Linked DNA regions of Homo sapiens: region 2 is linked to region 1. A link is a contact called in ENCODE Hi-C or POLR2A ChIA-PET data. All regions are on one chromosome and are shown on one strand. Each heading gives the region's core, a stretch centred on a gene start or an enhancer-like site at or near the end of the contact. The rest is flanking DNA. Distances are from core to core; before and after follow the strand shown.

Region 1 (3,282 bases), core at 571-3,070:
AGACCCCGTGTCTTTACAAAAAATTTAAAAATTAGTCAGGCGAGGTGGCATGCACTTGAGTCCCAGCTACTCAGGGGGCTGGGGTAGGGGATCCATTGAGCCCAGGAGGTCGAGGCTGTGATGAACCATGATTGTACCACTGCACTTCAGCCTGCGCAACAGAGGGAGACTATCTCTTAATTTTAACTTTAAAAATTAAAAAAAATGGGGCAGGTGTAGTGGCTCATGTCTGTAATCCCAGTGCTTTGGGAGGCCAAGATGGAATGATCACCAGCCTGGGCAATATAATAAGACCTCGTCTCTACAAAAACAAACAAACAAAATTAATTAGCCAGGCACAGCGGCTAATGCCTGTTGTCACAGCTACTTCAGATGCTGAGGTGGGAGGATGGCTTGAGCCTGGGAGGTCAAGGTTGCAGTGAACTGCAATCATGGCACTGCACTCTAGCCTGGGTGACAGAGCAAAAGACCCTGTCTTCAGCCATAAAAAGGAATCATTACTGACATATGCAACTTGGATGAACCCCAAAAACATTTAAATAAAAGCAGCCAGACACAAAAAAATCACATATTGTATGATTTCTTTTATATGCAATATCCAGAATAGTTAACCCATAGAGCCAACTGATGGTTGCCAGGAGATGAAAGGAGGGGAGAATGAAAAGTGATTATTTATTGGGTACAGGTTGTTCTTCTGAGGGAATGAAAAGATTCTTCAACTAGAGAGCTGCCGTGGGTGCATAACATTGTGAATGCGCTAAATGCCACAAAATTATACACTTTAAAAGATTAATTATATGTTATCCGAATTTCACCTCAATTAAAAAAAAAGGCATTATGCAAAGTAAAAAGTAAGCCAGGCTCAAAAAAGACCACATATTGAATGATTCCATTTATGTAAAATTCCCAGAGAAGTTAAAACCAGAAAAACACAAAGTAGATGAGCGGTAGGCTGGGGCTGCAGGGGGAATGGGGAGTGACTGCAAATAGACACAAAAGAGGGAACTTTTGGGGGTGAAAAATGTTCTCAAAGTGTGGTGATAGCTGTACAAGTCTGTAAGTTTACTAAAAATAAATTGTACACTTAAAATGGGTGAATTTCATGATATATAAATTATATCTCAATAAAGCTCTGAAAAAAAAAACTATTGAAAGTCCTTCAACATGAGTCATGTAAATTTTAAGTACAACGAAAATAGGAAGGAAAAGAAACAAAGAGATGCAGAAATAAGCAGGAAAAAACTAGGACATTTTTCATTCATTTAGTAAATATTTACTATATGCTAGACATTGAGATTAGGGAGGGAGCAAAACAAACCATCTGTCCTCATGGAACTTATAATCTAATTGTGACTAACAATAAAAAAGCACATCCTATAACACAATGCAGCAATGACGCAGTAGGTTCTGAGGTGTAGTAACAGGAAGAAAATAATTTACCACATCCTTTATTCATTTGGTGTTACAGGCAACTTTGAGCAGAAAAAGCTTTTTTTTTTTTTTTTCGAGACTCTCACTCTGTCGCCCAGGCTGGAGTGCAGTGGCACAATCTTGGCTCACTGCAAGCTCCGCCTCCCAGGTTCACGCCATTCTCCTGCGTCAGCCTCCTGAGTAGCTGGGACTACAGGCGCCTGCCACCACGCCTGGCTAATTTTTTGTGTTTTTAGTAGAGACGGGGTTTCACCGTGTTAGCCAGGATGGTCTCAATCTCCTGACCTTGTGATCCGCCCGCTTTGGCCTCCCAAAGTGCTGGGATTACAAGGCGTGAGCCACTGCGCCTGGCCAGAAAAAACTTTTACTACTTTATTTGATACCTTATGTTCTAATTAAACTTGAAAAAATTTAGTTCTGAAATACACGTGGATTTTTTAAACTCTGAGAACTTTGTAAACACAACTGTGTTCTACAGACAGCAAAAGCTTCTCTAAACTTGTGTTAGTCACATGGTCAAATTAGACATAATGCTCCGTACATATTGAAGCACAAAGAACTAAAGATAAGAGGCAAATAATTCTGACTGGAAAAGAATAGGAGGTACCTCTTCTAGTTTCTGGATACAGAAGACAAAAGTCCATTTGCATAGAAATTTGGGCAAGAGAGCCTTAATTCTTCCTTGGGTATAATGAAGTTGTCCGCCGGGCATAGGGGCTCACACCTGTAATCCCAGCAAGAGGACTGCTGAGACCAAGGGTTCGAGACCAACCTGGGCAAGGTGGCAAGACCCTATCTCTACCAAAAAAAAAAAAAAAAAAAAAATTAGCTGGCAGGATGGTATGCACGTGTAGTCCTAGATATTTGGGAGGCTGAGGCAGGAGGATTGCTGGAATCCAGGAGTTCGAGGTTTCAGTGAGCTATCATCAAGCCACTGCATTACAGCCTGGGCTACAGAGTAAGATCCTGTCTCTTTAAAAAAAAGGCTGGACATGGTGGCTCACGCCTGTAATCCCAGCATTTTGGGAGGCCGAGGCGGCGGATCACGAGGTCAGGAGATTGAGATCATCCTGGCTAACACAGTGAAACCCTGTCTCTACTAAAAATACAAAAAATTAGCCAGGCGTGGTGGCACGCACCTGTAGTCTTAGCTACTTGGGATGCTGAGGCAGAAGAATCACTTGAACCCGGGAGGCGGAGGTTGCAGTGAGCCGAGATTGTGCCACTGCACTCCAGCCTGGGCAACAGAGCGAGACTCCATCTCAAAAAAACAAAACAAAACAAAACAAAACAAAACAAAAACGCTAAAAGCTGTCTACTGTCTCCAGAAAATTTTATATAATTTAGGTAGCTGCTATGAGCCATGTTAAAGATCCTAAGTAAAGCCAGATAAGATAAAGGAGGAAAGTGGGGCCAGGATGTGTTGGCTCACACCTGTAATTCCAGTACTTTAGGAGGCCAAGGCGGGTGGATCACCTGAGGTCAGGAGTTCAAGACCAACCTGGCCAACATGGCGAAACCCCACCTCTACTAAAAATACAAAAATTAGGGCCAGGCGCAGTGTAATCCCAGCACTTTAAGAGGCCGAGGTGGGTGGGTCACGAGGTCAAGAGATGGAGACCATACTGGCCAACATGGTGAAACCCTGTCCCTACTAAAAATACAAATATTAGCTAGGCGTGGTGTCTCGCGCCTGTGGTCCCAGCTACTCAGGAGGCTGAGGCAGGAAAATCACTTGAACCCAGGAGGCACAGGTTGCAGTGAGCTGAGATAGTGCCACTGCACTCCAGTCTGGCGACAGAGCGAGAATCCGTCTCAAAAAGATTAAAAAAAAAAAAATTAGCCTGGCGT
Region 2 (3,282 bases), core at 500-2,999, 140 kb after region 1:
TCTTCTTTTTTTTTTTTTTTTTAATTTTTATTTTGTGACAGTGTCTTGCCCTGTCACCCAGGCTGGAGTGCAGTAGAGCTATCATGGTTCACTGCAACCTCAACCTCCCAGGTTCAAGTGATCCTTCTACCTCAGCCTCCCAGGTAGATGGGACAACAGGTTCATGTCACCATGCCCAGCTAATTTTTTGTACTTTTTGTAGAGACAGGGTTTTGCCATGTTGCCTTGGCTGGTCTTGAACTCCTGGGCTCAAGTGATTTGCCTGCCTTAGCCTCTGAAAGTGCTGGGATTACAAGCGTGAGCCAGTGTACCAGGCCAACTTTGTATTTTTTTTACCTTAGTAAATTCATAAATTCATTTATTAGTGTTTTTTTTCCCCCTGTGGAGTTTCACTCTTGTCCAGGCTTCAGTGCAATGGCAAATTTTTAAATTAAGGATTTTTGTGTCTATGTCTGTGGAATATTGGGGTTTTTTTTCTTGGTTATGTTTTATCATGGTTATGCTAACCTCATAAAATGAGTTTGGAAGAAATGTCCCTTTCTTCTCTAGTTTGTAAAAGTGTTTATGTAAAATTAGTGTTGATAGAATTCATCAGTAAAATCCCTGGGCCTGGAACTTGGTGGGAAGGGTTTCGATCATGACTTCAATGTCTTTACTATATAAAGAGCTGCTCAGTTTTTCTTTTTCATTTTGTGTCATTGTTGGTAAGTATTCTTCAAAGAACATGTTAATTTCATTTAAGATGTCAATTTTATTAGAATTAGGTTATTCATAACATTTTCTTATTTTCCCTTTAATGTCTATAAGAATTGTAGGGGGTGGTCCATCTTCTACCTCTGTTATGGATAATTTGTTTTCTCTTTTTTCCTAATTGTTCTGTTTTATCAACTTTGTTGATATTTTTAAAGAATCCATTTTTAGACTTCGTTAATTTTTGCTGTTACTTGGATTTTATTTCTTTCTCTTTTTAATTGTTACTATTTTCTTCTTTTTACTTCGTTTTAACTTAGTCATCTTTTTCTAGCTTCCCTTTTTTAGCTGTAATACACGGCAGTGACTAAATTTTTCTAGCGTCTTAGGTTAGATCTTTATGTCATTGATTTTTGGACCTTTTTTAATATATACATTTATAGTTTTAAATTTTTGTGTAGGCATTATATTAGCTGCATCTCACAAATTATGTAGTATTTTTGTTATTCAGTTCAAAACATTTTCTAATTTCTCTTTTGATTCCTGCTTTGACACAGGGGTTCTATAGAAGTATGTTCTTTAATTTCTAAATGTATGCTACAAAGAAGGGCATTATTGGTAGCTGACAGTTAAGAGAAACATATGGGGGTTCTGGAATCATTCAGTGAATTGCTGTGGGGAGGAATTAGGTGATGGGTCCTGAAGACTCTCTTCTACTAAGGCATATAAAGTTTGTCCTGTCAATACTGGAGAGCAGTGATGGGTTTTAAACAAGGTAGGAACTGATCCTGGCAAGAGTTAAGGGATCTGCAAGAATTGTGTTATTATTACTGTTGCATAAGGGTGTCAGGAAGCTCATCCTGAGGATGATGGAGTGGAAGGGATATACATTAAGATGCCTTTCCATGTGAGTGAGGCCCTTCTGATGGGAGTGCTGAGGAGAGGAAGAACTAGAGATTGGACACTGGAGTGGTGATGATGGGAGAGGGTAAAGTGGTTAAGGAAGAGTGAGACGTGGAGGAAAAGGCCAACAGTCCTACCTTGAGAGGAGTGGGAATGTGGTGCCCCCCACTGGCAAGATGGGGATACAAGAGGAAGAGCACAGAGTACCTGAACAGGTGCTGCAAAAGACATCATAGAGATCAAGAGGGGGTCATTAAGGCAGAAGGAAGTTAAGTGTCTGATTTCTGTCAGCAAGATAAGGTATGAGAAATGTTTGAATTTGGCAACAAGGGAGTTTATATTGCCTGGTATATGTGCATAAAGAAAGAATATCTTAGTATTTCTACTGTCAGCAATTTTTTTTTTTTTAAACGCAGTCTCGTTCTTGTCACCCAAGCTAGAGTGCAGTGGCGCGATCTTGGCTCACTGCAACCTCTGCTTCTCGAGTTCAACCGATTCTCATACTTCAGCTTCCCAAGTAGCTGGGATTACAGGTGCCCACCACTATGCCCGGCTAATTTTTATATTTTTAGTAGAGACAGGGTTTCACTATGTTGGCCAGGCTGATCTCAAACTCCCGACCTCAGGTGACCTGCCCGCCTCGGCCTCCCAAAGTGCTGGCATTACAGGTGTAAGCCACCGCGCCTGGCCAGCAATTCTGAGTAGATTGAAATTCATCAATTGAAATCAACATCTTATCAAATTATGAGCCAAACTGAATTAAAATCAGGAATAATCTGTGAATTTTTAATTTATGATTTTGGCAGTTAGACCCCATAAGCTTTGAAAAGTATTATAGTTATTAAACATGATTATTCATTTTCTTTTTTTTATTTTTTATTTTAGACGGAGTCTCGCTCTGTCTCCCAGGCTGGAGGGCAGTGGTGCGACCTCGGCTCACTGCAAGCTCCGCCTCCCGGGTTCACGCCATTCTCCTGCCTCAGCCTCCTGAGTAGCTGGAACTACAGGTGCCTCACAACGCCCGGCTAATTATTTGTATTTTTAGTAGAGACGGGGTTTCACCGTGTCAGCCAGGATGGTCTCGATCTCCTGATCTCATGATCCGCCCACCTGGCCTCCCAAAGTGCTGGGATTACAGGTGTGAGCCACCACGCCCAGCCATTATTCATTTTCTTGAAACAGTGTCTTGCTGAGTCACCCCGGCTGGAGCGTAGTGGCGTGATCATGGCTCACTGCAGCCTCTACCTCCTGGGCTCAAGCGATCCTCCTACCTTAGCCTCCTGAGTAGCTGGGACTACAGGCACATGCCACCATGCCCAGCTAATTAAAAAAAAAATGTTTTGGCTGGGCGTGGTGGCTCACACCTGTAATCCCAGCACTTTGGGAGGCCGAAGCGGGTGGATCACCTGAGGTCTGGAGTTTGAGACCAGCCTGGCCAACATGGTGAAACACTCTCTACTAAAATACAAAAATTAGCCGGGAGTGGTGGCAGGTGCCTGTAATCACCGCTACTTGGGAGGCCGAGACAGGAGAATCGCTTGAACCTGGGAGGCGGAGGTTGCAGTGAACCAAGATCGCGCCATTGCATTCCAGCGTGGGGACAGGAGCGAGACTTTGTCGCAAAAAAAAGAAAAGGCCGGGCTTGGTGGCTCACGCCTGTAATCCGAGCACTTTGGGAGGCCGAGGCAG

Evidence for each region. Hi-C counts contacts between places; a loop is a spot of excess contacts on that map. ChIA-PET counts read pairs that join two places held with the same protein, here RNA polymerase II (POLR2A). Pooled maps may share reads with other maps.
Region 2: a loop to region 1 is called in a pooled map, with 2.7 times the contacts of the local background. The contact joins two enhancer-like sites. A Hi-C loop is called at or near these places in 2 of 50 pooled maps. POLR2A ChIA-PET finds 5 or more read pairs at or near these places in 4 of 52 experiments (Panc1, WTC11 and activated T-cell).

What each region holds. Positions count from the first base shown.
Region 1 is chr3:48,810,999-48,814,280 of GRCh38, forward strand. The region is part of intron 1 of PRKAR2A (protein kinase cAMP-dependent type II regulatory subunit alpha); the gene reads right to left. Among named protein-coding and RNA genes, the nearest start is that of PRKAR2A, 35 kb to the right of the region's middle. Within about 2 kb of position 1,821, at least 6 of the 41 ENCODE cell types and tissues checked have a DNase peak (open chromatin) inside an H3K27ac peak, as active enhancers do.
Region 2 is chr3:48,950,947-48,954,228 of GRCh38, forward strand. All of the region lies in intron 3 of ARIH2 (ariadne RBR E3 ubiquitin protein ligase 2), which reads left to right. Among named protein-coding and RNA genes, the nearest start is that of ARIH2OS, 33 kb to the left of the region's middle. Within about 2 kb of position 1,750, at least 2 of the 41 ENCODE cell types and tissues checked have a DNase peak (open chromatin) inside an H3K27ac peak, as active enhancers do.